Linked DNA regions of Homo sapiens: region 1 is linked to region 2. A link is an interaction called in ENCODE POLR2A ChIA-PET data of the cell type or tissue named here. Cell type or tissue: PC-9. All regions are shown on one strand. Links, peaks and the distances in the headings refer to the core of each region. The heading gives the core; the rest is flanking DNA. Region 1 overlaps LINC01968 (long intergenic non-protein coding RNA 1968). Region 2 has its middle 55 kb from the start of XXYLT1-AS1.

The links. Peaks named below come from ENCODE experiments on the same cell type or tissue, not always from the same donor. Only the 100,000 strongest peaks of a DNase experiment are listed, where the experiment ranks them.
Region 1: POLR2A ChIA-PET joins it to region 2 with 6 read pairs; 2 of 35 experiments call an interaction of 5 or more read pairs at or near these places.

Annotation. Positions count from the first base shown.
Region 1 is chr3:194,770,452-194,787,333 of GRCh38, reverse strand. It overlaps LINC01968 (long intergenic non-protein coding RNA 1968), which reads right to left. Exons shown (of 4, transcript NR_037891.1): 4 at 5,166-7,872. It overlaps LOC105374292 (a long non-coding RNA gene), which reads right to left. Exons shown (of 6, transcript XR_001741084.2): 3 at 15,063-15,178. Among named protein-coding and RNA genes, the nearest start is that of LINC01972, 10 kb to the right of the region's middle. RefSeq lists an enhancer at 3,502-4,701. In PC-9, for the core only: no CTCF peak of the experiment used is centred there; a DNase peak (open chromatin) is centred at 7,293.
Region 2 is chr3:195,032,849-195,046,322 of GRCh38, reverse strand. No RefSeq gene overlaps it. Among named protein-coding and RNA genes, the nearest start is that of XXYLT1-AS1, 55 kb to the left of the region's middle. In PC-9, for the core only: no CTCF peak of the experiment used is centred there; a DNase peak (open chromatin) is centred at 5,322; H3K27ac peaks cover 558 bases.

The DNA.
Region 1 (16,882 bases), core at 5,772-9,771, 260 kb after region 2:
AACCTGAAGCGCCTCCAATTTTGGAATCGGGGCCATGGGACTGTGCAACCTGGAGCTGTGACTAGGGCAGCATCTCTGTGCCACTCCTCCCCACCCTCACCCCATCCCCACCTCCCATCTTAACATCCTGTGAGACCCCCAAGCCATAACCCAGAGGTCAATCATCATCACCCCTCCCTCTCCATTCCCACAGGTCCAATCCAGGACCAGTTCTGGCAGGGTACACCTGTCAGACTCTTCCAGAAGCTGCAGCCCTGCCCTAGGACCACCATGCCTCCCTAGGATTGCCCCACAACCTTCCCAAGGCCACCTCATACTGTTTACACCTCACAAGCACCTACTCCCTCTGCCCTCTTGCTTGCAGTACTGGTCACTCTCTGACCCTGCCCAGGCCCCCAGGCCCCCACCCTCTCTACTGCCGCCCCTCTGCCTGGCCTTTCACCTTGGAATTAATTCAACCGCAATCTCCTCCACTAGACTGCAGCCTTCATAAGAGCAGGAGACACAGCTGTCTTATTACCATTATATCCCCAGGGCCTAGCACAGCATCTGGCATATAGAAAGGGCTTAATAAACATTTGTTGGGTAGACAAATGAATGACTGAGTAACTGAATGAATGAGTTAGTAGTATTATGGCACAGTCTTTTAACATCTTGTACTTTTTGCCCCCTGCTTCTTTTTTTTTTTTTTTTTTTTGAGATGGAGTTTTGCTCTGTTGCCAGGCTGGAGTGCAATGGTGCCATCTCGGTTCACTGCAACCTCCGTCTCCCGGGTTCAAGCGATTCTCCTGCCTCAGCCTCCTGAGTAGCTGGGACTACAGTCATGCGCTACCATGTCTAGCTAATTTTTGTATTTTTAGTAGAGATGGGGTTTCACCATGTTGGCCAGGCTGGTCTCGATCTCTTGACCTTGTGATCCGCCCACGTCGGCCTCCCAAAGTGTTAGGATTACAGGCGTGAGCCATGGCGCCTGGCCTTGCCCCCTGCTTCTTTAACCCCAGTGAGCTTCTCCAGGGCCTTCAAGGATCGAGGCAGGGGCTGGCTGTGTGGCTTGGCCTGCTCTCCACCATGGGCCAGGTTCAGCCAACTGTCACTCCATCAGTTTCCCTATCTAACCCTTAGAATGCCCCATCAGCCTTCTACTCTCTTCCTTCCCTCTGCTCTCTGGTGAGGAGAAACAGTTTAATACATCCCCCTTCCTTGAATACAACTCTCCCCGCCCGACCCCTTCCTCAACACTGAGCCTCACCTCACACCCACATCTGCATGGCCCTGCCCAAATTTCCTGGGGCCACACTGGATTCTATTTATCTTCCTTCCTCGGGTCTGACCCTCATTGAGGCAGCTATGAGCTGTAATCTAAGGGATTAAGCATGTGGCTGAGAACTTTGGTAGCCAATGCCCTTGATCTATGTCTCCCTAATGGGCTGCTTCCCCAGAATGGCAGGTAATAAAAGTGCTTTTCATTGTTGTTCTCCAACACTTGGTATTTTCTCAGTTCTCTGCTACAGAGTCCAACTGCAATTGATTAAAACTTTAGACACACATAACAAGGTAATGTTCATGTTTATAGGAAGACTAAAGTGCTGAGATCAATATTGTTGTGCTAGGACCTAATCTCTGGACCTGCGTGTCCAGCCCATGGCTCTGTGGGACAGTCAGCACCCTGGTCACAGGCCCTCCTGAAGACACGCACCTCACAAATCTGAGTCTTGGGCTAAGGCCAGGATTATGTGTCCTATTTTCTGACAAAGACATAGGCGTGGTCACAGGCAGCAGAGCTTTGCAACCCTTAAACAACACAAAAAAACTTCTGCAATTTTCCTCCAAAGGAAAGGGAAACGATAAGAACACAAACAGTTGCTTCTCAAAACAGCCCTTAGTTATCTCAGTGAATTGGAAGTCATTGGTGTCAACATCATCAAAAAGCAGGCACTGAGTGCTCTTGGCAAATACTGCCCCCAAAAGACTCTCTCTAGGGGAATTTATGGAGCAAAGAAGGAACACCAATGTGTTAGGTTTTGCATACTTTTGACTTGTTCTAATTTTTACAATAAGAAGCGTGTTTTGTTTCTATAATTAAAAACAAATCATTTCCCTCTAAATGCTTTCCCCTTGAGGCATAGAATCAATGAACTGCAGGATCTCAAGGAGCCATAGAGCCCTCGGAGATCATCTAGCCCAACTCTCTCTTTGACAGAGGAGGAACCTGGGCTCACAAAAAAAAAAAAAAAAAAAAGGGACTCGTCCAAGATCACACAGCTCAAGGTCACACACCAGACAGAGGACTTTGGAATCCATTTTCCAGACACATTCATTTATGAAACTAATTGTTCCACAGCTAGTCCAATTGGAGCATGGGCTGCTACAGAAAGTGTGGCCTAAAATTTCCCCAAGAAAAAAGAAAGAAGCAATTACTGGTGTGCTAAAAAACTGAGTCTGACCATCCTGAACAGCGGCTTGTAAAAGCTCAATAACTGAGTGGGAAAATGCTGAGCCTCCTGGGATGAAAAAGCAATCTCTGCCTATGTGTCTACCGGTATTCCTATATTCCATCATCTGTGTATTGGGAGAGAGAAAAAAAGCATTTGAGTAAAAGAAACGGTATCACATGAACGAGGGTGGGGAAGGGTGGGAAGGGTGGGGGGTGGGCAGGTCAGGCAATTCTATGGCTTCTCCTTTCTCCAGCTCCAGGGAGAAAAGTCCAAGTTGCAAGAAGACAAGAGAGTGTGAAAGGAGACAGGCCCCCGGAGGCCCCTTGGAAACTGTGGAAGGAAGACACATGGCAACTCAAAGGGCTGGAGCATGATCTTCCCCTACAAGCCAGAGTAAATGAGGGAGACGAGGGAGTCCCTCTGGGGAGGTAAAGCACACACGTAATCACTCATGAGAAAGGCTGCATGAGCTCCATGAAGCCTGGACAACATCCCACTAATTTTTCCTATTGTTTGCTGGTGTCTAATGCTGGCTCCCCAAAAATCACCAAAGCAACCTGTTGATAAGAAACAACTGTATTTATTCTTACCTCAGCAAGGGAGAGTGCTACTTCCACTGAGTCTTAGGGGTGTCCAGGAAGGAGTCAGACAAAGTCAAGGAATGTATTGTATCGGGATTTTGAAGTCTGCTTGAAGGTGAGTCTTTAAATTGGGTGAGTTCCGGGTTAGCTTATCTGGGATTTTCTTGGGTTCCCCTTCCTGGTCCAAGATGGCACCCACGGCTGCAGGTGACATTCCCTCATACAAACGCACTCAGATATAGGAAAAAGCAAGTATTTGGTATTTTTTTTTATGAATGAAGGAAACATTCCCAGATGTCCTCCCAGGCTCCCCTTTCCATCTCATTGGCTAGGGTGAAGTCATATTCCCACGCCTCAGCCAATCACTCCAAAAAGAAAGGAATTCGCATAATTGGCCTAAACTCCTGAGGTAGATTCCAACTCTGATTCCATTTCTAAATTTCCAAGGTTCTTTCCAGTTCGAGAATCCTAAGTTTTGTAAGTAGCCACTCCTTTTTCAAAAAGCTGCTTTTCTGACTTATTTATAGCCCAGTTTTCCTATCCCACTCCCTGCCTTTGAGGCTGCAGTTTGCCCCTGGTGACACGTTTACCATGTGAACACTGCGAACACAGTCCCGATGAGCTGGGTACAGGCCCAGACAGTAAGGGCAGGCAGCTAATTGCAGTTTTACCCTCTCCCTCAGCTTCCCTACAAAAAAGAAATAAAAGGATGTTGGGAAGCAAAGTCTGAGCTGAGAAAATGTTGACTGCAGAGAGTATACTGTTTTGGATTCTCTATGAACCCCAGATCAGCATATACTTGATGGGCTGATCTCTCCAATCTGTCTAGGACTTCTGCAATAACCCGAAATAACCAGAGTTATCCTAAACTAACCCAAGCCAGCAGCCTAAAACCAAATCTGCCTTAGTGCCCAGGCCCTGGATGCCAGCACTTAGAGAAAGGGCAGTCTGGGCCTCTGGCTTTCACTGTGTATGACAGAGCCCTGCCTCCCAGTAAGACGCACACAGTGAGGATTCTCACAACGTAGGAGAGCACAGGTCAGATTCCGGGCAAGCAAACAATCAAAGGCAAATGTCCACCATGTGGTTTCAGAGGCTCTAGCTCTCCCCTCCCAGGCACCACCCTTCACCCTCTGCCCACTCACTCTCAGCACCACTCCCTGTGTTCTCAGACTGAGAAATGTATCCACATGACACACTAGCAACCCACTTTCATCAAGCAGCAAGCACGGAAGGAGGAAGGCAGAACTCTTGGTTGGCCATAATTTCTCATCCACAGAATGAAGAGGAAGAACGGAGCATCTGAGCACACTACATGACAAATGTGGAAGCTGGAAAACCAGCGTGGCTGGCTGCACGGAGGGGGCGTGAGGACTGGCATCAAGTAGATTTGCCCTGTTGCCGATGGCATACTGCCAAGGGGTGTTGGGTTGGAGGGCATCCATCCTGCGCCCAGTCACTGAAGCCCTGAGTGTTCCAGACCCAAGCTAGGGGCAAGGCAGGTGACAGAGAAGACAAACAGTGTGATCTGCTCTCAGACACGTCCCTGGAGCCCTGCTGGGGAGGTACGGCACACACGCAATCACTCATGAGAAAGGCTGCATGGGCTCCATGAAGGCTGGACAACAGCCCACTGAATCATTACTGGTTCTCCAGCCCCTAAAATAAAATTTAATCTTCATTGATTTCTTACTAGGAGCCCAGCTCCATGCTGTTTTCTACATGTGTGATTTCATTTAGCCTAACTGTATGAGTCAAGTTCTCCAGAAAAACAGAACCAATAGGGGATATATAAAAAGAGATTTAGTATAAGGAATTGACTTATACAGTTATGGAGACTGGCAAGTCCAAAATCTGCAGAGCTGATGTTCCGGTTCAAGTCAGAAGGATGACAGCTGCCATAGAACCAGGAAGTTCTGATAAAGGCCACCAAATAGGAAGAATTCTCTCTTACTAGGGGGAGGGTCAGACTTTTGTTCCACACAGGACTTCAACTTACTGGATAAAGCCCACTCACCTTATTATTAATTTTGGATGAGATTAACATTAAATGTTACAAAAATACCCACAATAATGTATGACCCCATACCTGGGCACCCCATGACCCAGGAAAGTTGACACATAAAATTAACCTTCAAACTTACAAATCTCCTAGTGTTATTTAGAGATGAGTTTATTGAGACCCAGCATGAAGTGGAGACCCAGGATTTGGAACAAGAGACTCTGATTCCAGAACTTGAAGCCTTAACCATTATACTATACTACCTCTAGCTCCAGGCATACGGCAGATGCTCAATATGTATTTTGTTGAATAAATGAATGAAGTACTAAAGAACGATGTAAGCAAAGCCCTGTGGTTGAGGTGACTAAGGGAAGCTTTCATGAATTTTACTAGGTTGCTGTTTCTAGAGTGGACAGGGAGGTTGGGAGAAGGAGATGGGTGGAGACAGAGGCTAAAGTGGCCCCATGATCCCCACCTCTTGGTGCCCACGCCCTGATGTAATCCCTACCTTTTGAGTATCAGCAGGAATTGTGACTTGATGCTAAGCAATAAAGTATAACAAAGGTGACAGCTGTTGCTTCTGTGATTACATAATGTGAGCTTGTACAGTCCATCTTATTAGAAGAGCCTCTCTCTCACCAGCTTTGAAGAAGCAAGCATTCATGTTGAGGAGGCTCATGTGGCAAGGAACTCAAGGCAACTGCCCACAACCAGCTAGAAACTGAGGGCAGCCTCCAGCCAACAGCCAACAACAAACTGGGGGCCTTGGTCCGATCACTTGCAAGAGCCTGAATCTTACCAACATATGCGAAGTTGGGAAGCAGATCCTTCTCTAGCTGAAGCTTGGATTGAGACCACAGTCCTGGCTGACATCTTCATTGCAGCCTTTCAGAGGACCCAGCTAAGCCACACCTGAATTCTTGACCCACAGAAATTATGAGATAATAAGTGTGTATTGTTTAAAGGTGCTAAGTATATGGTAATATTGTTACTCAGTAATAGACAGCACAGCCTCATTGGCAGAGAAAAGAGCAGAAGCCAAGAGCTGGAGTTGGAAAGGTATAGAGAACATCAGTCCATGCTTGTTCCATGTGGCTGAAGTCGCAGGAGGTGGAGTTTGGAAAAGTGGGTTGGTGCCAGACAGTGGTGGCTTTTGAAGACAGAATGAGTTGTCTGGGCTCTGTCCTGCGGGAAAGGAGTTTCCGGTGATGGCTAATCCCGAGAGTGCTCCATGTGGGAAGTGGGGAGGTCCCTTTGAGCAGCCCTCAAATCACGCATTGGTGAATGTCTACCTGCAAGTCTGGTCCAGGTCTCTGGGGCTTCCAAATGAAGCTCTGGCCAAGATCCTGGGATAGGAAACCCCAAGTCACACTTTGTGACTTTTTGACTCAAGTCAGCTTGTGGCTGGGTGCAGGTCAGAACCTAGAGCCCCTGGAGAACAAGGACACCTCGGAGTTGTGTTGACTCCCTCAACCTCCCCCGTCCTCTGTGCACTCAGCTCAGGACTGGACCCACAGTCAGTGCCCAAAAGGACTCCTGGAACTGTCGGTGAAGCAAAGTGGCTCAACCTCAACCTGCAGTAACATCAGCTCACTCCACAGCCAGTGGAGAAACAGCCATGGCACTTTAAAAATCACTGTAGGGGATACAAGCGTATGGTAAATAACTCATGGGGTTTAAAACTCAAGAGTTTGTAGCTGGATTAAAAAAAAATGATCTTATCAACTGGAAAGGATATTTAGTGGAGCCCCTTAGTGGGGTGTCTTTCCCACTGTAATACATTAGTTGAATGATTTAAAATCCCTTAGCTTGGTGAGGGCCCCAAGAGGCAGAAGGTCAAGCGCATCTGCCTGGCATTGAGACATCGTGGGGGAGCTTCAGCTCCTGGGAGAAGGAAGCTGCTCAGAGGTGAAGTGGGGTCCAGAAAAGAAAGAGCTGCCACGTACCTCGTATTTGGCCAAATGACTATTTGGAGAATGGTCAGGAGTGTGGTTCACTGGTTCTGATGGTCCTGGACCATTGATCTAGAGGAAAGTTCTGGTGTGGAAGAGAGACCAGGCCAGGATAGAGAGAAAGGTTATGGGAGACAGTGCAGCAGCTCGGGAACCACAACCCCACAGACATTTAAAACAGGAAGTCCTTCAAGACCAGAAATCACCAGAGAGTCCAGCCAATGCTCGGAGGAACAAAACACCCAATGGCAAACCAAGGCCACATTCCAACCATTCCAGTCACTGCCCCAGGTTCCAGAAAGAAAACAACTTTAAAGGGCATCCCAGAGGGAAGAATTTCATTCAGCCTACAGATACCTCCAGACCACGTTGGCACCAGGCTGGGCATAGGCCATGTCATGGGGTAAGATAAGGCTCCTGTCCTCCTGGAGCTCCAAGGTCAGTGGGCAGACAGCAGGAAGACAGTGACAGCTCTAACAGGAATCTGTCCAGTGTGCTCAGAGCACAGAGGAGGGAGGAGAGAAGCTGCCCGAGCAGAAGCAATTAGAACAGGGCCAAGTGCCACCAAGCAGACAAGGGTGGGGAGGACAACCCAGGCCAGGCAGCTACACAAGCCAAGTGGACCAAGACAGAACGCCATGGAAAGTGCACAGTGGAGATGAGGCTGGAAGCATGGCTTCGGGCCAGACTGAATCCCAAATCATATTTCTGAACAAGTCAACTGAGGAAGATCTCTGGCTCCTTCCTGAGTTGTCATCTACTCTGAGAGAAGAGTTTGGAATAGAGGCACAAATGTCCAAGAAATAGCTCTTGACTTCCCCAGGTACACGTTCCTCTTGGGCTGCCTCCATTAAGTTCTGGCACTATCTTCTTCATTGGGTCTCCCCTTGAATGTTGATTTCCTGCTGAAAGAGAAGCATCGGAGGCCTTTGATGGGGAGTGGACCCTGTTGTCTTACCCTTGTCACTCAAGGATCTTCTACTTCCTAAGACAATGAGAGTTCCTAAAACCCTTATTCTGGCGTTCCCTGCCCTCCACATGCTGGCCCCAGCTTCCTGTCCAGGGCGGTCTCCACCCCACCACTTCCCTCCCTATGGTGATCTTCTGCTCCAGAGCCTCCAGATCACTACAGCTCCGTCCACGCCTCTCCAGCTCCTGCTCACAGTTCTTTTCCCTGCCCCAATTCCACACACCTAAACACCTAAATGTCCATCTGTGTTAGTCAGGGTTCTCCACAGCAACAGAACCAGTAGGATGTGTGTATGCATATATATCTATACAGAGAAAGAGAGAGAGAGAGAGATTTATTTTGAAGAACTGACTCATGTGATTTTGGGGACTGGCTAGTCCAAAACCTACAGGGAAGGACAGTAGGCTGAAGACCTAGGAAAGAGTTGGTGTTGCAGTTTGAGTCCAAAGGTACTCTAGAGGCAAAGTTCCTTTTTTGTCAGGGAATATCAGACATTTCCCTTAAGGCCCTCAACTGATTGAATGAGGCTCATCCACATTATGGAGGATTATCTTTACTCAAAGTCTGCTGATTTAATTTTGACCAAATAACTAGACACCATAACCTAGCCAACTGACACAGGAAATTAGCCATCATACTATCCTCCAGGGCTCAGCTCAAATTTAACCTCCTCCTCCAATTCATTCCCACTTTCAACTGAAAATACTTGTCCCCTCCTAAATTGCCATAGTCCTGCATCCAGCTCTTCTCTTGGGACATTTAGAATTTGCTTCCCTATAGTACAATGATTTATATCTTTGTATTTGTTTTCCTACAAGACTGTGGGCACTTGAGTCAATCAAATCCTATTGCACCACTTAATGAATAGCTATATGACCTTGGGGGGGTTACTTAAACTCACTAAGTCTTGGTTTCTGCAAAACATGGAGATGATATAATACTTACCTTAAAGAATCCTTGAGACTTTCATGAGACAATGGACGCAAATTACTTAGCACAGCACCTGGCACATACTGAGTAATCCATTCACTTATTCATTCGTTGAGCACATATTACATGCCAGAAGTGAATGTGACAGACCAAGCCACTGCCCTGATGGGCAGAATTATATAAAAGGTAAATAAATGAATTTTTAAAATCTAACATAAGATACTAACAAGTACTTTGAAAAAAATAAACTAGAGGCTGGGCGTGGTGGCTCATGCCTGTAACCCCAACAATTTGGGAGGCTGATCACTGGAAAGCGTGACTTTCCAAGTGCCCAAGCCAAGGCAGCATTTGTGGGCACCCACAGAAGGACCCCTTAGAGCAGGAGCTCTGTTTCACTCTTCCTAAACCGGATGTTTCTGTTTACTAAACAGTCTTCAGCTGCTCATTGTGCACAGAACAAAGTAGTCGGTGAAGGTCTTTTCAGGACACAGGTGGCCATGCAAATGGGGTAATGGAGCAGAGACAAAGGTGTGGGAGGGTTGAGGAATGTTGAAGAACCCCAGAGCTGGCAGCACTGGGGACCTAAATGGGCAGTGAAACTTCCTCTCTACTAAAAACACAAAAATTAGCCAGGCGTGGTGGATGCCTATGGTCCCAGTTACTCAGGAGGCTGAAGTGGGAGAATCGCTTTAACCCGGGAGGCAGAGGTTGCAGTGAGCCCAGATCATGCCACTGCACTCCAGCCTGGGCAACAGAGCAAAACTCCATCTCAAAAGAAAAGAAAAGAAAAGAAAAGAAAAGAAAAGAAAAGAAAAGAAACTAGGATAAAGGATAGAGGTTTGAGGAGTAAGGAGGAGAGATCTAGTTTAGCAAAGACCTGAATTAAGAGAAGGAGCCAGCCATGCAAGACCTGGCGGAAGAACATTTCTGGCAGGACCAGCAGGAATCAGTCTGAGTTAATTTAACTTGTAACCCAGGGGCCAGGTCCTTCCTTTCCTCTGCCCCTCAGACTGTGTCTTCTGAGCTAGGGGAAACTGAGGAGATGAACCTTATCTTCAATCTACTCAGGACTTTGCCTTCAGATAGATGATCCTCGGCACCCAGGAACCCATGGTAATGGAGGCCACTGGCCATCACTGATCAGGGAGACTTCCCTTATCTGTTCCAAATGCTGCCTCGCCTGCTTCACTGCCTCATCTTCTCTAGTCTCCACTGAAGGTTTAAGTATTTCTGTACTCAGGGGTCATTGTCACTGTCATGTGCCACACAGAGTCAAAGAAGGGAGTGAGAGTTCTCAGGAGAGGGTACCCCAGGCCTTTGGAAACTAGCGATCCAACTTTCCCACACGTATCTCCCTTCTTCCCTAGCTCTCTGCTTTCTTTCTCCCTTCCCGCAGCCCTCTCCCTCCAGTGTTTCTCAACCAGGCACGGTATTGTCCTTCCAGCCCATCCTAGGAGTGCTTGGAAGAGGAATAAGCCATTTCTAATGGTCACAATGACTGGGAGACTCTACTGGCCTTTAGTGGACTGAGATCAGGAACACAATCCACCCTAGAATGTACAAGGTGGTACCACATAATAAAGAATTGTCCTGCCCAAAAGGTGAATGCAGACATGAACCTCTCAACATCCCTTCAAATGTTACCAAATCCCCTTCTTCCCTACCTGGATTCTGTCCTTTATCTCTTCAGGAAAAAATCAAGTCTCAGTCTCCCAAGTCCCACAGTGTGTCTTGTCCATTGGACAGCCTCACATGTGCAGTGTCAGTGCCTTCCATCCCCAAGTGGCTCTAACTGCTCCACCAAGAGAGGAAGAGCAACTCTGAGTACCTGCGGCTCCCTCAAAGGGAGGGGTCAGCTAATCCTGTGTCTGGGCCAGTGGAGAAAAATGGTGGAAAGGGCTTCCAAGCTGGGCTGTGTGTGGTTGATTCTGCCCTGAAGTAGCTAGAATCAAACACTTCTCACCACTGAGGAGATACATGTCCTTCCAAGTGCTACCCTTCTAGATGAGAAACATATATCACCCCTACTAACGCTTCCTCATTCCAGCTCTGACTTCCATTACAAACTTCCCGTATGAACTTGACACAGAGGTCCAAATTCATCTCCGTCAAAGGTAATAGCCATGGTGGTGGAAGAGGCAGATTCTCAGTTTGCCTTGCCATTTATCATCATCATCATCATCACCACCACCACCATTAATTATTACTATTATTAACCATATGAGGCCTTGCACAGAGGCAGACACTGGTGGGAGTTCTGTCACTGGAGGGTCCTAACTGCATGGGTGATTGTGTGGAAAAGATGGGTCAAGGCTGTGGTCCTTTGAACAAATGTCCTGGAGCCAAACTGACTTCCTGATTTGCTTAATGCGCTGCCTAATGCTTGACTAAAAGTGCTCAAGAAAAATCCTGTCAAGGAGAGGAAGGGTGCCAGGGGCACTGGAAGGGCTCATTTTTTATTCTTTAACTTAGGGGAATTGGCAGGAAAGGGGGTGATGACTACTCCCTGCAGAAAGCAAAGATCCAGATGGCTCCTGAGAGCCAGCTGGGAAAAGTTGCTCCTTGGCAGCCTCATTCTCCAGCATGACTTTCCAAATGCCCAAGCCAAGGCAGCATTTGTGGGGTGCCCACAGCAGGACCCGTTAGAGCAGGAGCTCTGTTTCACTCTTCCTAAACCGGATGTTTCTATTTACTGGACAATCTTCAGCTGCTCATTGTGCACAGAACAAAGTAGTCAGTGAGGGTCTTTTCGGGACACAGGTGGCCATGCAAATGGGGTAACGGAGCAGAGACAAAGGTGTGGGAGTGTTGAGGAATGTTGAAGAACCCCAGAGCTGGCAGCACCAGGGACCTGAATAGACGTGGAAAGGAGTGATTGCTAGCACCCTGAAAGTGAGCTGTGGACAGAGCCATTGACAGAGGCTGTGGCCAAACCACAGTCCAGCAGGATAAGAATCAGGGAAACAAATGCCTCGGTCTCAATATCTTCTTGCTGGCCAAAGGCAAAGAGCATGGGAACCCACTGATGCAACCTGTACAGGACAGCCTCCTGGCTACAGAGCAGGAAGCATGGGTTCTTTTACAAACCACTCCAAAATGTAGTGCCTTAAGACAATAACCATTGATTTAGCCCTTGGTTTTTCAGTCTAGCAATTCAGCAATTAAAGCTGGGCTCAACTGGACAGTTCTTCTCGTCTGCTGTAGGCTGATCTTGGCTATCCCAGCTGGGCTCACTCATGTGTCTGCAGTTGATTGGCGAGTTATCTAGGACCAGTCACTTTAGAATGGCTTTATTGGAGATGGTTAGAAAGATAGGGGCCTCTCTTGACATGGATCTCTCACTCTCCAGAGTGCTAGTCTGGACTTGTTTACAAAGCAGCCAAACAGTTTCAAGAATAGCAAGCAGGCAAGCCCCAAAGTACAACCACTTTTCATACTTCTGCCTACATCACACTTGCTTCTGTCCACTTGGATGAAATAAGTCACATGGTCATCACCAAATCAAGGGTTAGAAACACAGATTCTGGCTGGACATGGTGGCTCATGCTTGTAATCCCAGCACTTTGGGAGGCTGAGATGGGGCAATCACCTGAGGTCAGGAGTTCAAGACCAGCCTGGCCAACATGGTGAAACCCCATCTCTACTACAAATACAAAAAGTAGCTGGGCATGGTGGCAGATGCCTGTGATCCCAGCTATTCAGGAGGCTAAGGCAGGAGAATCACTTGAACCCAGGAGGCAGAGGTTGTAGTGAGCTGAGATCACACCACTGCACTCCAGCCTGGGCAATAGAGCATGACTCCATCTCAAATAAAAAAAAAAAAAGGAAAGAAAAAAAAAAGAAAAAGAAAAATAGATTCTATCACTTGAGAGGAGGGGAATAATATGCGGCTAGTGGCTAGTTTTCAACCTATAGTCTGTGCTGCAGCCACAGTTGCTCACATTCCTCCCACATGCAAAATATGTTCCACCATATCCCAGGACCTCTAAACCTGGATCCTTTGAATCTGGGATTATACCTATGGCAGTTGGTTTTTGCTGCATAATAAACGACCCCAACATTTAGAATGTTAAAACAACAACCATTTTTTAGCTCACAATTCTGCAGCTTGGCAATTTGGGCTGAGCTCAGCTGGGCAGTTCCTCTGCTCTGGGCCAGGCCCCACTGACCTCTGCTAGCACTCACTCAGGCATCTATGGTCGGCTGAGTGCCAGACGGGGAGCTTCAGTGCTTCTCCATCCACATAGCCTCTTAGCCTTCAGCATGCTCATTCATGTGGCAGCAGGATTCCAGGAGCAGCAAGAGAGGACAAACACCAGTGCGCAATCATTTTTCAAGTCTCTGCTTATGCAGAGACAACTGCTGACATCCCATTGACCAAGCAAGTTACATGTCAGAGCTCAGAATCAGAGTGGGAGAGCAGTCAAAGTTACAGCACAAGGGGGCATGGGTCCAGGAGGGGAATAACTAAGGATGGGTTTGCAAACAGTCTACCACTGTGGAGTGGAGACTAGATCTAGTGAGACAGACAATAGGCATCTCCCAAATCTAAAGTCCATAAAATGACACTCAAGTCTGTTCATAATGGGAACCACCTGTCTCCCCAGCGTCAACTCTCTCTAACCCCAACCACACCCTGTGTACTTTGCATCTGCCAAACTGACCTCTTCACAGTCTCATGTATCTGCCTGCCTTTTTCATCTTCCCGCTCACTGTTCTCTAGATTATTCCACATCTTTGCCTGACCAAATCCTGTATATCCTACTTGATCCAATTCAAAGCCACCTTCTCCCAGACATCTTTTCTAACATCCCATTCCCATCCCCTTCCCTCTCTCCCAACACCACTGAGCTGGACAGGACTCTGAATTCCCACCTGCAATTTCTAGAGCCCCCTCTGTGCCTCTTTTCAGGCACCTAGCATTGTGCACTTATCTGCAGGTGGATGTTCTCTCCTTCCTTGGACTGTGAGCCCCCATAGGGCTTGTGTGACTCATCCTTTATCCCTCCTCTGCCCTACTGCCCAGCACACACTAAATGTCCTATTGACCTAAGGAGGTCAGTACTGGCAAGCCAAAGACTGCAGAGCAGACGATGCGACAGAGCCAAGGAACGCCCTTCAGAGACGACCCAGCCAGGAACTCCAAGAAGTGACTAACAGGAAGTGTCAGAGAAGAGCATGAAAGAGCAGGATTTGGGAGACGAGAAAGAGCAGGGCTTTGGGCTTGCCACAAGGTAACCTGGCCCCTGAAGTCAGAGTCACGGGAAGACTGACCTCCACTCCATCTGAGGAAGAACTTCCCAGGAGAAATGCCCAGATTCAGAATGGGCTGGCAAGAAAAAGGGTGAGCCACCCCTCTACTGGCAGTGCATAAGCATTCCGGTTAACTTCTGAGAGTGTTTTTGTGGGGGCCTTATTCTATTTGCATTTGAGGTGTGCACATTAATAATTCTTTCATTAGACTCACGTTGCACCTTGGCACGCAGAGTGTGCACTCATGGGCTCACAGATGAAGGCATTTAATGAGCCGGCAGCTCTCCCCGCAAGGCAAGCCTGCACGGAGCTTGGCAGCAGGCTCATTCCCTCGGAGTCGGCTGGGCACAGCACATCATGTATCGCGGGCAAACTGGCTTTGTGTTTTCATTGGGGGTGGTAAGTGTGGGAGGGGGAAGTAGATGTATGGGGTAAGTGTTACTCTGAAAGAATTCTAAAATGTGAGAGAATGCCATTCCAGTGAATTTCCTACCACACACACCTGAACACCCTTGAGGGATGGGACATCCCTGCTCCTGTCAGAAACCAGGCTAAGCCCAGCGGTGCCTCTCACCGAGGGTAGGTGGAGGATGTAACTAGACAGCCCTTCCCTAACACAGATACTCTTTGACCAGCCCAACTTCCTTGTGTTCTAAGTGGTGGAACAGTGCCCCAGAGAGGGGATGTGGCCTCCCTAAATGCTAAGATGAGCCAGGACTCCTGCTCCTGGACCCAAGTGCCAGGACTAAAAGACTAGAGGGGGAACTTACACAGGGGAAAGGTGGCCTTAGGGCAGGCAGTGAGCCAAGAACCCCTTCCCAGGAGCTGGACCCAGAGTGATTCTTCAGTCCCTCCCAATAATGTCCCTGGGAATAAAACTCCCCATCTCCCGACGCCCTTCTCCATATATCCAAACCCTGCACATCCCACAAGGCTCACCTCAGATGCCAGCTCCTCCTTTCATCTTCCCATCAAACACCCCGACTCTAACCAGACGTGAGCTCTCTGGCCTCTTGGGGACTCTGCACTTCTTCATGGCTCAGGTCAGACTGCATCTGGAATTACAGTTAGATGTGCGTATACCTTCTTGATGACCCCTGACCATGAATTCCTTGGGCTTATCTTGCTCCTTCTCCTGACTCCCTCGCTCAATGCCCAGCCTAGGACCTGACTCAAATGCATTCAACAAACACAGGCTGGATTGCTGACATCCCTTTGCTTTTTGCCCACTAGCATTACAAGACCACATTGCTTACTGTTAGCCAGCACCAGGGCCTTCCCCACAAAGCAGACATACTTCCCTGTCTCCTTTCCACTTCTTTTGGATGAACAAGAACAGCCTCTTGCGCCTCCTTATTGCAAACTTCCTGGACACCCCCCACTGTCTCAGATAATCACCAGGGCTGAGGGGCATTCTCCAAAGCCCAGGAGGCCCTCAGTAGATAGGGTGTTGTTTGATGGACAGCTTTCCCTCCTGCGAAGCCCTGGTGAACAGCTCTAATGTCACCAGCAACTGCCATCTGACTCCCTAACACTGGCTGGAAGTCTTTTCCTATTTGCCCCCAGGAATGCCAAACTCAGTGAGCTGAGCTCTTCTTACAGCTGTCTGACTCCTTTGCATCAAACATTCCTCCTGAGATTGTAAGAACTAGAATGACTAGTTCCAGCCACTCACCTTCTTCTGCCTATGAGGAAGAATCCAATTAATGCCAAAATAGCCTATACTGTTCCAAAAGTCTGGCCTTTTCCAAAAACCCTAGCTCTTTCCACAAAGAAGCTCAAGAAGCTCCAGAAGAAATTCAGTGTTCTCCTCAAAAGCAGACACCAACTTGGTGGACCATAGGTGCATCCTGCAGAATCCCTAACAAGTAAGTGATTCAGAATGGAGGGGCTGAAAGAGAAGCAAATAGCCCCATGAGCCTGAGCCAGAGAAGCGGATGCTTGCAGACCTTGGAGAAAGTTTTCACCACCCTCATCAGCCCCATGGTTTCCCATTGTCTACAAAAAAGTTAGATTATTTTGTTCAGGATTCAGATACTTCACATCATGACTCCTATCATTCTAGTCTCATCTCCTTCTAAACTTCCAAGCCACTAGCCCCCTTGGAGCATTCATGCCTTTCAAATACACCCAACCCATTCCATTTACATGTTTTGTTCCAGCTACTGAAACATCTTTTATCTTAGGTTGGATTCTCAGACCCTTAGACAAGGATTCAAGTGCAAGTATATTTGGGACAGAAAAAACCAGCAGGATAGTGGGGAACAAAAAGAAGTCAATAAAGGGTACTTTTTTCAGCAGGTTCCCATTGTAGCAACTAACAGTTGATCCTACCTGGGAGACAGTGTAGGGCTCACTTCAGAATTGTCCTCAGCCAAGAGTAGAGAGAGGAAGTTGTGGGTATTTGTCCACCACTCCCATCAGTCACAGGTGTGGGTTTCTGCTGGGCGGGAGGGACATGGACTCTTCGGCATGCAAGTTCAGCTTGCACCAGTGAAAAGCCAAGGGGACACGGGCAGTGGGCCAAGGGGTCTGCTCCCCCTTTACGTCCCTCCTCCTTTCCCCACCACCACTTTTTAGTTTACCCAAATGACCCACTCATCAGGGTTCAATGCCATCTCCTCCCAAAAGCTTTTCTAACCTTTCATCAGAACCAATGACTCTTTCCTTTGGTTTCCACAAACAATCAGAGTACAACTGTGAGAAAAATCCTTTAGGTTTTACCCTTCACTCTGCTTAAGAGTGAAAGTCTTAATTGA
Region 2 (13,474 bases), core at 3,355-7,354:
CTGGCACTTTCCTGAGTGTCACAGGCATTTTCAGAACCCTGCTCCTAGTCCCCCTTTCTTTACCCCCCTACCACAACTCCAGAGGTCCGCATGAGTGTGTGGGCCTCCCTGAGATGCAGGAGGGTGAGCTGGATAGAAGCTGGGCTGTGGCATCAGACAGAGCAGCCCCGACCCTCCACCTACTATTGGGGGACACAGGCAGGTCACTTAACTTCTCTGAGCCTCACCTGTAAGATGAAGCTCCCAGGGTGGTCTTGGGAATTGACAAAACAGTGCACTTAAAGTTCTCATCCCGGGCCCTGCACACAGTGAGTGCTTAACATGCTGTAGTGATGGAGGTGGAGGAGGAGAACGGAGAAGGGAACTGAATGTCAGAGCCTGTCAAGGCTACCGCAGGCTGGAGTCCCCGGGAAGCAGACTCCACAGTGATTGGCGTGCAGGGCATGTATAGAGAGAGCTCTTGGGATTGAGGCCCGTGGGGGAGAAGGAAGGAAGCAGGATTGTGTCGAGGAGGAGGCTGAAGCCCCTGCTGACCCCAGGAGGTCAGGAGCTGGAGGGCCCTTCAGCACTGCCCTGGGTGGGGGTGAGGGGCCTTTAACCTGAAGCCAATCACTCAGCTCCTATAGGCTGCCCCGAAAGGTGCTTTCCTGCTGCCCAGGCCAACCCCCGCATGGAGTGAGGGTGGAGGGCGGTCTCCTGGCGGCACTCTGAAGCCAAGTCTGAGTGGCCCATCGCGGTCTCCACCACCGAGGCCCTCTAGTGCAGCCCAGGTCACCTGCAGAGGGTGTTAAGACAGATTGCTGGCTGGGCGCGGTGGCTCATGCCTGTAATCCCAGCACCTTGGGAGGCCTAGGCAGGTGGATCACCTGAGGTTAGGAGTTTAAGACCAGCTTCAACAACATAGAGAAACCCCATCTCAACTAAATATACACAAATTAGCTGGGTGTGGTGGCGCGCTTGTAGTCCCAGCTACTGGGGAGGCTGAGGCAGGAGAATCACTTGAATCGGGAGGCAGAGGTGGCAGTGAGCCGAGATCGTGCCATTGCACTCCAGCCTGGGCAACACAGCGAGACCCTGTCTCAAAAAAAAAAAAAAAAAAAAAAAAAAAGACAACTGGGCCCCAACCCCCAGTGTTCCTGATTCAGTGAGTCCAAGTGTGGCCTGGGAATCTGCATCTGTAACAAGTTCCCAGGGGATGTTGATGCTGCTGGACCCAGGACCACATCCTGAGAAGGACCATTCAGGTCTAATCCCCTCAGATTCCGCAGATGGGGAAGTCAAGGCCCTCTGGAGAAGGATCTGTCCAGGTTACACAGCAAGCCGGAAGCCAGGACAGTCCAGAGCCCAGGCCTGCTGACTTCTGGCCCCAGCAGGCAAGATGAAAAAGCACCCGCAGAACTCCCTGTTGAAGGGGAGAGGGAGAGGAGAACCTGGCTGGATGGGCAGGGGTGGGACTGTCTCTGAGGTGGCACCTCGTCGGTTGGAGCACGCGCAATGGGCCAAGGTGTGGAAGAATGCATCTCCCCAGCCTGGCTCCTTTCCCTGAGCCTTGGGAGAGGCAGGGCTTGTCCTGCTCACTGCGGAAAGGGTAGGGGAAACTGAGGCAGATGCCTTGCTTAGGAAAGAGGGGGCAGCTGCCCTGTGTAACACAAGATCTAGCAGCCGAGCGGACAGGGTGGGCTGAAGGCAGGACACCAGGGGGAGGCCTGGCTGGGCCTAAGCAGTCCTGTTCGAGGGGAGCAGGGACTGGGTGCCACTGCCCTGCCCCTTGAGAGGCGTCGGGGAGTAGCTGGGTGAGGAGGGACTTCAGAGGGGCTTCCATGTCATTCCAGGTCCCTTTCCTCCCTGTCACCTGACCCACCCAGAAAGTAAAGATCTGCGGGAACTGTCAGTGCTTCTCCCATGGGGGACCTAGCCCTCCAGGGAGAGCAAGGTGGCCTGGTTTGATGTGGGTGGATAGGTGCCTTCCTGCTTGAGGCATTCCCTGAGTTCACAGGGAGGACGAGGCAAGGGGGCCAGAAGGGATTGGCTCAGCATCACAGAGCCATGGATTGACAGCCAGAGGGGACCTAGGGATGACCCTGCCGCTCCACCTTCTTCCCTTGCCAGCACAGAAAACAGAGCAGAGAAGGGACTCACTCAGGGTCCTTCTGTGAGCCAGTGGCCAAGCCCAACCTGGAGCCCAAGGCTCCTGACTCCCAATCCAGTGCTCTCCCTGCCAGAGCAGGCTGCTGCTCTCCAGAGGGGAGTCCTCACCCCTGCATCTCCTGGGACCCAGTCTCTCCCTCATGCAAGCAGAGAGGGAGGGCAGGCTCCCTGGGTTGGGGAGAGAGCCACTTACGCAGGTCTCCACAGGGGCTCTGTTAGATCATCATTCCCGTCTCTGCACATCTGTCCTTGGACATTCCAGGGAATCCCTAGATATCCTTGCCCATGTAAGAAAAATATCGATTGCATTCATATGGTGTTTCCACGCAGAGGAAGCGGTACACATAGGAAGGAGAGCTAAGGCACAAAGGCCGGGGAGGGGGGCGCCAATGCTGGCGGACTTGCATGGGAGGGCAGCACATTTTTTTCTGCTAAATCCTGGGCACCAGAATCTGGGGGGAAGAGGGATGGGGATGGGAATACGGATGATTTTGGGAAGCATTTAGGTCCCATTTCCTCTTCCTTGGCTGAGCCAGCAGCAGGGACAACGAGCAGGTTGGAGGACATGATTTACAGCTCTGTGGTGCCTGTGGACTTGGCTGGTCAGGCTGTGGGGACAGGAACGGAGAGGGGCGAGGAGCCGGTCTGGCAGCCCAGCCCAGAGTCCGTGCCTGTCCTAAGGCTGTGCTCATTTCAAAGAGATGGGCAGGCCGGCTCAGACCTGTAAGCGGACAACCTTAACACTCACTCACCCTAGATGGGCCCTTTTTCAGATAGACAAGGCATCTCTGGGATAATAATAACAGTTGTAACCTTGAGGTCAGCAGAGAGCTGTCTTCTGAGATTTAAATAAACTGACCTGTGTCTCCTGACCCACACGCTGTGAGGTCCAGTACCCTCCCCAAGATGCCTCCGAGTCCCCAGGACGTGCAGCTCCATGAAGAAGCCCCTCCCTCAAATGCCACCTCCTGGGCCGCTCTTTTTTGAATGGCCCACAGTCTGCACTCTTCAGATTGAGGAAGAACATTGACTCAGAATGAACGTCACAGGCAAAAATTCTACCTGGATGGGGGCGTCTCCTGCCCTTGCATCAGGTGGGAGGAGCATGGCGTAGCCCCACGGCTGGTGATGCTGGGTTTTAGAACTTGGTTCCCTAACGTACAGGTGCCCTTTCCCCTTCGTAAATTGTCATTAATCTGTGGGGTTTTCCTCTGAGACTGTATGAAGATCCTGCTCCCCAGGAACTTCTCACTCAGTGGTTTTCGCATCTGTTGAGCTGCCTGCATCAGTATTAGTGATCTCTGAGTGATGATTTACAAATCCTGGCTCCGCCCGGACTTACTTCCTCACCAGCATTCCACTCTAAGGAGATTCCCCTCCCCACCCTTACTCTTTAAACCCATGGCTCTGAAACTGAGCTGCATATTTGAATTACCTGGCAGCTTTAAAAAGTTGTTCATGCCTGCCTCCCTGTACCCCAACCCCCCGCCCCCCGCTGCATTCTGATTTTGGGGTCTGGGTGGAGCTTGAGCATGGGTGTCTTTTTAAAGCTCACAGGTGATGCTGTTTCATCATGGGGGTGCTGAGCATCACTGCCTGAGGAGATGGGGAGCCACGGTGGGGGGCGGGGGTTGAAGCAGAGGAGAGAAGATCTCATGGAAGCTTTGGATGGTCCCTCTGGCTGCAGGAGCGTGGGCTTCTGGGGCTTCTGAGGACAGCAGGGTGGGGGTAGGGAGACAGTGGAGTGAGGAGGCTGCTTCAAGAATCCCACTGAAACATGATGAAGGGCAATCGAAGGAATCCAGTCCCCTAGCTGCTGGAGTCCCGAGGGCTGTCTTTGAGGAAGGAATCCAGTCCCCTAGCTGCTGGAGTCCCAAGGGCTGTCTTTGAGGAAGGAATCCAGTCCCCTAGCTGCTGAAGTCCCAAGGGCTGTCTTTGAGGAAGGAATCCAGTCCCCCAGCTGCTGGAGTCCCGAGGGCTGTCTTGGAGGGGCTGAAGTCAATAGAAGAGTCATAAACATTCTTTTTCATATGCATGGAGGTGTGTTTCACGCGTTTCCACATCCCTCAAAACTGACACTTAGACGGGATTGGGAGGGCAGAGAACGACTGAGAGGGTGGGCTGAGAAGCCAGGGCCCGAGCCAGTCCCGGCCACGGTGTTTGCTCTCCAGCCTGCATGTCCCTTTAGCTGAGCTGCCAGCTGGCTGTCCCTCATCTGGAGAGTGACTTAAGGCACATGAGGGGAAAATGCTCATCTTGACTTAATGATTCTCATTAGTTTGAAGATTACTCACGCTGGGGTTTATTCTGTTCTTTATTTAAAGAACATACAGGCCGGGCGCGGTGGCTCACGCCTGTAATCCCAGCACTTTGGGAGGCCAAGGCAGGCGGATCACTTGAGGTCAGGAAGTCGAGACCAGCCTGGCCAACATGGTGAAACTCTGTCTCTACTAAAATACAAAAATTAGCTGGGTGTGGTGGTGGGCGCCTGTAATCCCAGCTACTTGGGAGGCTGAGGCAGGGGAATCGCTTGAGCCTGAGAGGAAGAAGTTGCAGTGAGCCGAGATTGTACCACTGCACTCCAGCCTGGGCGACAGAGCAAAACTCCGTCTCAAAAATAAATAATTAAATAAATAAATAACATACATATGTATCTGTCAAGAACAGTAGGCAGGTGGGAACCCAGGGGACGGTGGGGTTTGGGGAGGATGTTACATGGCTCAGTGACCAGAATGGAGTGCTGGCTGCTGGGGCTGAGCCCATGCCCCCTGGGGCAGATGCCAGGGCAGCCGCCCCAGCCGGAGCCTCTCAGGCCCTTCTGGGGATGACGGGACCTGGCTTGGCACCTCTCCTCCAGAGAATGGGGGCGGGGGGCTTTACTTGGAGCCCCTGAAGGGTTCCCCACTAACAGGTTTCTTAAAGGGCTGTGGCTCCAGTCACCAGAAGGCTGGCCCAGCAGCTGTTTCATGGACCTTTGCCCTAAACTCAGGAAAACCCTTAGGCCAAGGCCTGGCCGGGAGCTGCCCACTCCTCCAGCCTTCGAGACCTGCTGTTCACAAGCCACCCTCTCAGGAACTGCCACCCAAGGCCCAGAGCACGTGACCACAGGCACTTGGCACCTGCAGAGTCCTCTAGCCCAGCTTCTCACAGCCACAGCTAACCTCATTCCATCAGGAACTCCTTTGATGTCTGTCTCTCATACCCCCAGGAACCTGGGGAGCCTGGGCATGGGCTGTGCCTGGAGATTATGCCCTGGGAAGCACCAAAGTCATGAGTCAGCGACCACACGTGACTCCAGGGAGGGGGCCGTGAGAGGTGCAGGCCGGGTGACACAGGTGTTGGAGGGGACAGGGCGGGGATGCAGGGGGAGGGTTGTCATCCTTGAGAGAAGTAGCATTTGAATGGGGTCTTGAAAGACAGTAAGGACTTCTGGGGGCAGGGGAGAGTGCTTCGGTAGCCAAGAACAGCTCTGCCTCTCCAGAGAAGCCAGGTTCCTGAGGGAGCCCCTGTCACCAGGAGGAGCGGAAGAGGGGTCAGAACTCCAGGTTCCACTTGTGTGTGGAAACGGGCAAGGGCAGACAACACCCCTTCTCACCGTTTGGTTGTTTCTTTGTCATAACAATGAGAAAGGGCATTGTCTGTGTGGCCTTGGGCAAGTCCCCTCCCCTCTGAGGCCTCAGTGTCCTCACTTTCTGCAAGGTCCTTCTGGCTCTAGCAGTCCGTGATCCTGAGATACTCCTGGGGCATGGACTCTCCAATAGCTGGCTTGGGCTCAGCTTGTCACCACCCTCTCCTCCCCACTGTGGCTCCCGTTCTGGGCACAGTGAAAGGCAGCATGAGGGGTTTGCAGACTGGCAAGCACACGATCAACTGTCAACCTAGGAGCTGCAGGCAGTGGGAGGAGGGACATCGGGCTCTAGCTTTGGCACCGCGTGACCTTGGGCAAGTCACTTCCCCTCTCTGGGTTTCAGGCTCCTCTTCCGTCGAAAGGGGCAATGTCTGCCTCGGTCCTTGAAGAACTGTTGTGTGGCGTGAACTTGGTGGCCTTTGAAACCAGTGCAGAGCCGCTGGGTGAATGTGGGGGTGAGGACAGCTAATTCTTTCCTGAGTTAGACTCGGCAGGTCACTGTCTCCCCACGGGGCATTGTACATCTGGGGCAGTGGCTTTTTCTCATAGCTAGGAGGCAAGAATTCATTGTAATTCTCCTTCTTCGGTTCCCCATCCCCCATCCCCCATCCCCCATCAAAAAAATGGCGTTGCCTGCCATCCAACCCCAGAGAAATGCTGTGAGATTCAATGAAGTGACATTTGCAAAACAGCCTGGCTATGAAACCAGCTCTTCTCTTGGCCTCCCTGAAGCTCTTCATGTCTCCCCTACCACTGAGTGGGGCTGGTGGAATCCTCTGGACCTCTGAGCCCCCAGCTTCAGAGGCTCTTCCTGGCTGCAGGGTCCCTTCCACACTTAACCTCCTGTGGCCACAGCTCTGGGTTCTCAGCAGTTTGTTGCAGTCTCTGAGGCCTCCAGAGCACTCCCTCCCACACTGCTCAGTCTCTGAGGCCTCCAGATCAATCCCTCCTACACTGCCAAGCCCTGGCTACCTGCAGGCCAAGGGTTCAGCTGAAAGGACAGCTTTTTTCTTTCCTTGCAGTTTTTCTCTTTTTAAGAGAATATCAAACCAAGAAATGCAGCTTAGAAGAAATCAATCCTTGCTGCAGTTACAGCAAATCAATTCAGCACAAATTTACATAGCACCTGCTGTGGGTGGGGCCCGCAGCCCTGAGGAATCAAAGCTGAATCAGGCCCCATTGAGCCTAAGATGAGCCCGCCCAGCTCACAGGGCAGGAAGGGAGATGGAACCGGGCATTCATCGTTTAGATTCAAGCTGAAGAGTGTTCCAGACCAGAAAACCAGTCACCACTCGCGCTACCATGTCGTTACTTGGCAATGTGTACCTAGCTTTTTATTATATTATAATTTGGGGGGACAGGGTCTCGCTCTGTCTCCCAGGCAGTGGCACAATTGGTTCACTGCAGCCCCAACCTCCTGGGCTCAAGCAATCCTCCCATCTCAGCCTCCTGTGTAGCTGGGACTACAGATACATGCCACCACACCTGGCTAATTCTGTTTATTTTTTTTGTAGAGATGAAGTCTCACTGTGTTGCCCAGGCTGGTCTCAAACTCCTGGGCTCAAGCCATCCTCTTGCCTTGACCTCCCAAAGTGCTGGGATTATGGGCGTGAGCCACCATGCCCAGCCCCTACCTTTATTATATGCTGACAATAATACCTACTTTGGACTGTTCTGAAAATGAATAAAATACTGCATGTGAAAGAACTCTGCAAGCAGAAGCACTCCAACTGTGCTTTGCTGCACCCAGTGACCAATGCTCTGATGGCCGTGGAGGTGTGGGAAAGGTTGTGTTGACCTGGAGAGCTCTGGGCATGTTTCTTGGAGGAGATTGGATTTGTTCCTTTAAAAATGGTGTGTTCTGCTCTGATCTTTGAAAACTGGCAAGCCACATGTAGAAAAATGAAACTGGATCCTCATCTCTCACTTTATATAAAAATCAACTCAAGATGGATTAAAGACTTAAATCTAAGCCTGAAACCATAAAAATTCTAAAAACCTCTAATAACCTTGGATAAACTCTTCTAGACATTGGCTTAGGCGAATAATTCATGATTAAGAACCCAAAAGCAAATGCAACAACAACAAAAGTAAATAAATAAATGGGATCTAATTAAACTAAAAAGCTTCTGCACAGCAAGATAAATAATCAGCACAGTAAACAGACAACCCCAGAGGAGGAGAAAATGCTTGCAAACTATGCATCCGACAAAGGTAATATCCAGGATCTACAAGGAACTCAAACAAATCGGCGAGAAAAAAACAAACAAACAATCCCATGCAAAAGGGGACAAAGGACATGAATAGACGATTCTCAAAAGAAGATATACAAACAGCCTCCATCATATGAAAAAATGCTCAACATCACTAATCATCATCAGGGAAATGCAAATTTCAACCACTTTGAGATATCACCTTACTCCTGCAAGAATGGCCATAATTAAAAATCAAAAAACAACAGATGTTGGCATGGATGCGGTGAAAAGGGAGCACTTTCACACAGCTGGTGGGAAAGTAAACTAGTACAACCACTATGGAAAACAGATGGAGATTACTTAAAGAACTAAAAGTAGAACGATCATTAAATCCAGCAATCCCACTACTGGGTATCTATCCAGAGGAAAAGAAGTCATTATATGAAAAAGACACATGCACACACATTTGGAGCAGCACAATTCACAACTGCAAAGATATGGAACCAACCTAAGTGCCCATCAACCAATGAGTGGATAAGGTATTTATACACCATGGAATACTACACAGCCATAAAAAGGAATGAAATAATGGCATTCACAGCAGCCTGGATGGAGTTGAAGACCATTATTCTAAGTGAAGTGATTCAGGAAAACCAAACATCATATGTTCTCACTTATAAGCGGGAGCTAAGCAGTGAGGATGCAAAGGCATAAGAATGATAAAATCGACTCTGGGGCTGGGGTAGGGGAAGGTTGAGAGGGGATGAGGGATAAAAGACTATATATTGGGTACAGTGTACACTGCTTGGGTGATGGGTGCACCAGAATCTCAGAAATCACCACTAAAGAACTTACCCATGTAACCCAAAACCACCTTTACCCCCCCAAACTATTGAAATACAAATAAAAATTATTTAAAAAACTAACAAAAGTTTACTTCAAACAACAAAAAAAAGGTGTGTTATTTCATATTGACTTTGTCCCAAATAACAAACAACTTAAACTATAAAGCTATTTTTTTTCCATAAAACTTTCAAAATGTCGGTGGGCTAGGCCAGTGTGGCAGCTCCGTGGGGTCAGGGACACACAGTATGCTTCTGTCTTGTTTCTTCTCTAAACTTGGCTTAATTCCCAAGATTACTTCATGATCAAAAATGGCTGTTTCAGTTCCAGCCATTACGCCTGTATTCCAGCCACCAGGAAGGAAGGAAAGGGTATGACCACTTCCTGTAAGAAAAGTCCCTAATGTTGCATTTACCTGTTGACTAGATCCTAGACATGTGGCCATATCTGCTGCAAGAGATGCTGGGAAATGCAGTCTTTATTCTGAGTATCTATGTGCTCGGCTTAATATCCTATGGAAGAGCGGGGAACAAAGATCAGGACTAACAAGCAGTGGCTGCCACAGCCGAGTGGGCCTCTGGTTCCCCGCAAACTGTGTCTCCAAATTTTATTCCTTTTTGCTTTAAGGAGACTTCCCCTGCCCCCGCCATCTGGTATTCAAAGAGTGGACCTGCAGGGGGGTGGGCTGGCTGGGTCTGATTTCTGACTGTCCTGGGAAAACATCAAGCTGGACCTCCAGCTGCTCCAGAGCGAGCTCTGCCAGGAGGGAAGGGGTTGTGGTTGGGGGCTGTGCACTGGGGTCTGCACAACCTCAGCGAGAATCAATTCATCTGAAGGTTTCCCCCAGCATGGAAGAGAGTCCCAGGTGTGAAGGCAGAGGATGGGGACGAGGTGCTAGGGAGGACTGTGGGTAACCCCTGCCCCTTGCTAAGCCCACCGCCCAGGGGTCTCCTGGCTCAGCCGCTTTCTAGGTTTTGTTTTCTCCTGGGATTCACATGCCTCCTCCCGTCAGATGCCGACAGGAAGGAGATCTCAGTTCTTACCTCCTGCCCGTGTTTCTCATCTTGCTGAATAGCGTCACTGCTCCTCAGCCTGCAGGACACGGAGGGCGGTGGCACCTCTTGCTTTAGACTTTCCCGGAGGGTGGGACAGCACCGGGCTCAGGAGCCCAGAAAGCAACCAGCCCGAACAGCGGCGCCGACCCCTTTCTCCCCTCGGTGGGCCCCCCTTTCCGACTCCCCCCGCGTTCTTGGTTCCTTCTCCAGGGTGGCTGCCAGATGATACTCGGGCTCCAGACATTCTTGGGGTGACTGAACAGACCTTCAGTGGGTGCTCGTAAGGCCTCGGCGCCACATCTCAGCACAGGCATCCGCCCTGCCCGCCCTTACTCTGGGGACCCCCCTGTTGCATCTCTCCCCCTCACCACCTCTCTGACCTTGGGCGGCTCAGGACCCCTCGCTTGGCCTCAGTTTCCTGTTCCCTGAAAACAGGGTCGATAATCCTGCACGGGCAGCCCTGCGCCCCCGAGAACCAGATGTGGAGCTGGATTCGAGGGGCTCTGCAGACAGTGCTGCGTCCCAGCTGAGGCCACGTGTTTGCTCGACCTCCTCCTTCAGGCTGTGCCCCACCCACCACGCTCCCCCCCGATTGCATCGATGCTACGACCACGTCTTCAGGGCAGGGCTGGTGCCAGTGGGTGAGGAGGCCTCTGTCAGGCCAGGATCAGCCGGCCCCAGTCCTTCTCCGAATGCCCCCATCCCTGCTGCTGAAGGGGCCTCTGTGCCCGGGTGAGGAGCCAGAAGCCCTGGCAGAATGAGGAGGCCGGCAGGAGGTGACACCGGACGAGGACAGGCAGAGTCCACCAACTTCATTTCCCCAGGCCGTTTACGGAAGGGCTGCGCTTTGCAGCGCTGGGGCGCCGTGGGGTGGGGATGCTGCCATTTGGGCCCCAGTTTCTGGCGGGGGCGGTGGGGAAAGCACGGGAAGCAGAGTCAGCCTGGGAAGCTCCCCGACGCCTCCTGGCTGTGAAAGAAGGTCCCGCGTGGCTCTGGGTCCTCAGGTGCAGGGCTCCGGCAGGGACAGGAGGTGTCAGGGCTGGGCCCTGGGGAAGGAGGGAGCTGCTGTGCGGGGTGTGGTGGAGGGCGAGTTGCCCTCCCTCTCTGGGCCCTCAGCTCCGTGGATGGAGGAGGGCCCAGGTTAGGCCGCCTCCGTGCTTCCTCCTGGATTGGAGTCCAGTTTGTGTGGGGGCGCCTGGGAAGAGCCAGTAGAACCTTTGCGCCTCCACGCTCTCCACCTGCAAGGGATTCAAGGTGCTGTTCTTCACCCCCACAGACGTATATGATTTAAACTTAATCTTCATCATCATGAAGCAAAACAGGTGATTTCATAGCCCTTTGCAGGTGAGGCCCTGGCTGCAGGAAGCTCCTTAGGCCAAGGGCAGCGTTTGGCAGGCACTTTCTCTTCAGAGCCTCGGCCTCCAGAGTGGCCTGGAGAGGTTGGGACTCCATCCCCTCTGGATCTAATCACCTGGGATTTTTCTGATCCGGGCCAGGATTTGGGCTGGCTTCTCTGAGGCCCCGGCCAGGAGGCAGTGTGAGGAGCTGCTGGAGACCCACTCCCCAGTCCTCAGCGCTGGGGAAGGAGACTCTGTGCCTCAGTTCACCTTTCCCACGGAGCCAGGCCTGCATCCCTCCATGCAGAGCAGAGGGGCCGGAGCCACGCCTGCATCCCTCCACGCACAGTGGAGGGGCCTGGGCAGGAGCTGGGGGGCTTCGCCTGCTGCCTCCCTTAGGTGTTCCTACCTTGCCGTGGCTCATGCCTGCCCTTCCTCCCCGGTTCCCCTTCCAAAGCCTGGGGAAAGGGAAATTGCTCACACCTATCCTCGGCCTGGGACGCCCTCCCCTCCCTGCCTTTCAAAGTCCAGCCCATCCTCCCAAGTTTCTCTTCAGTTCCCTGCTTCCACCCCACTTGGATGTGGCCTCCCCACCTTGAAATCCCCTCTCCAGGCATTATCTACCTCTCCTAATAGGACCATTTTTGGTCTCAGGTGTAGGTATTTGGAACCTGTCCTGAATTCTGCCCTAAACTGAGACCTTTGAGGTATACGAGGCATCTCTCTGGTTTCCCTAAATAAGGACCTGGCCCCGAGCAGGCACTCAGTGGCTGTGTGCTGAAGGAACACTGGTGGACACAGGGTCCCCACTTCCCAGCGTCCACCGAATGAGCAGTTCAGATCTAGAGTGTGTGCTCGTGGCAACATGGTGGTAGGTCCAGAGCTTTCAGGACTTCAAGGTACAGGGATGGGTCATAGACTTCGTGGGTCAGCTGGCCACGCTCAGTGCTCTTGGGATGTTGTTTGCACGGGACGCACTTTGACTTGCAAACAGCCTAGTGTTAAATGAGCTCCTGGGAACAAACTGTCTTGGGTGAACTTGGGGACTAGTTGGATCTCCAAGCCCCACGTCCAGGTGCCCGTCTGAAGACAGGCCAAGGTGGGAAGCACAGGAACACTCCTGAAGTGGGAAGCCGCGGGTGTGAAACGGAAAGGCATCCAGCCCCTGGTCCTTGTCCTTTTAAATTAGAAAGGCCTGAAGCCGTCTCCCTGCTCCACCCCGCCCTAGCCTGCCCCAGAAGGGCAGAGGACACTAGAAATTCCACTGTGGCTTGGACTGCAGCTGTCTATTTCACTGTGTGTCCTAAACACTCTTCTCTGAACCTTGAAGGTCAATATCACAACACTCCCTGGATCTGAAATAAAATAATCAATTGTTAGATCCACCTAGCCAAGGCCCACCTCCGAGTATGCAGTGAGGCGGCTCTCCCTTCCTCTTTCAAGCCAGAATCAATCTCTGCATAATTAACCCAGTCTGACTCAGTGTTTACTCTGCAGGTGTGACTGCCCAAGGCCTGTGGCCTGCGACCTCCTGGCTCGCTGACCGCTGTCTGTCTGCTACTTCTACCCAGATATATTTTTCCAGCTCTGCTGTTGCTAAAATGCACCGGTTAAACACTTAGCTTTAGGAGGAAAATTCTAGCAAGGACTGTTTTGATATGCTCCCAGCCCCTGCTGTCAGGAAACTCAGGATTGAAAGAGACCTGTCTCAGGAACTTTCTCTAGGACTCAAATTCTAGATTTTGCTCAGCCATTCTTTTTTAGCACCTTAACTTTTATTGATAATACTTTTGATGCCTAAGAATATATATTTGATGTTTTGGCATTGGATCATCGTCTGCTCTACATACAGAATTGTGTAGGTAAGCGAACAGCTTGATGCATCTGCACAGACGGAATGCACTTGCTTAACCACTTGGTCATTTTTAAAGTCCTGATTTATCAAAATAAGATTTTGTCAGGAGGGAAAGCCCTACCTGTGGGTACAGATCAGAGCCCGTGTTAGACACAAGTCCTCACGCAAACTGGAAGGTAGGTTTAACTGTCTCCTGTGTACAGAAGAGGAAACGCAAGTTTAGACAGGTGGGGCCGCCTGGCTCGTAAGTCCGGGGGGCTGAGACTCAGCCCATTCCTTTGCCTGCAGGTGTGCTTGGAGGTCCTCGTTCTGTCCAGCTAGGGATCTGGGCATGTGTCTTCTTGGGGTCAGGCAGCACACACTGCCCACTTCTTTGCTGGGAACATTCTCAGTCCATTGGGAAAGCAGGGCCT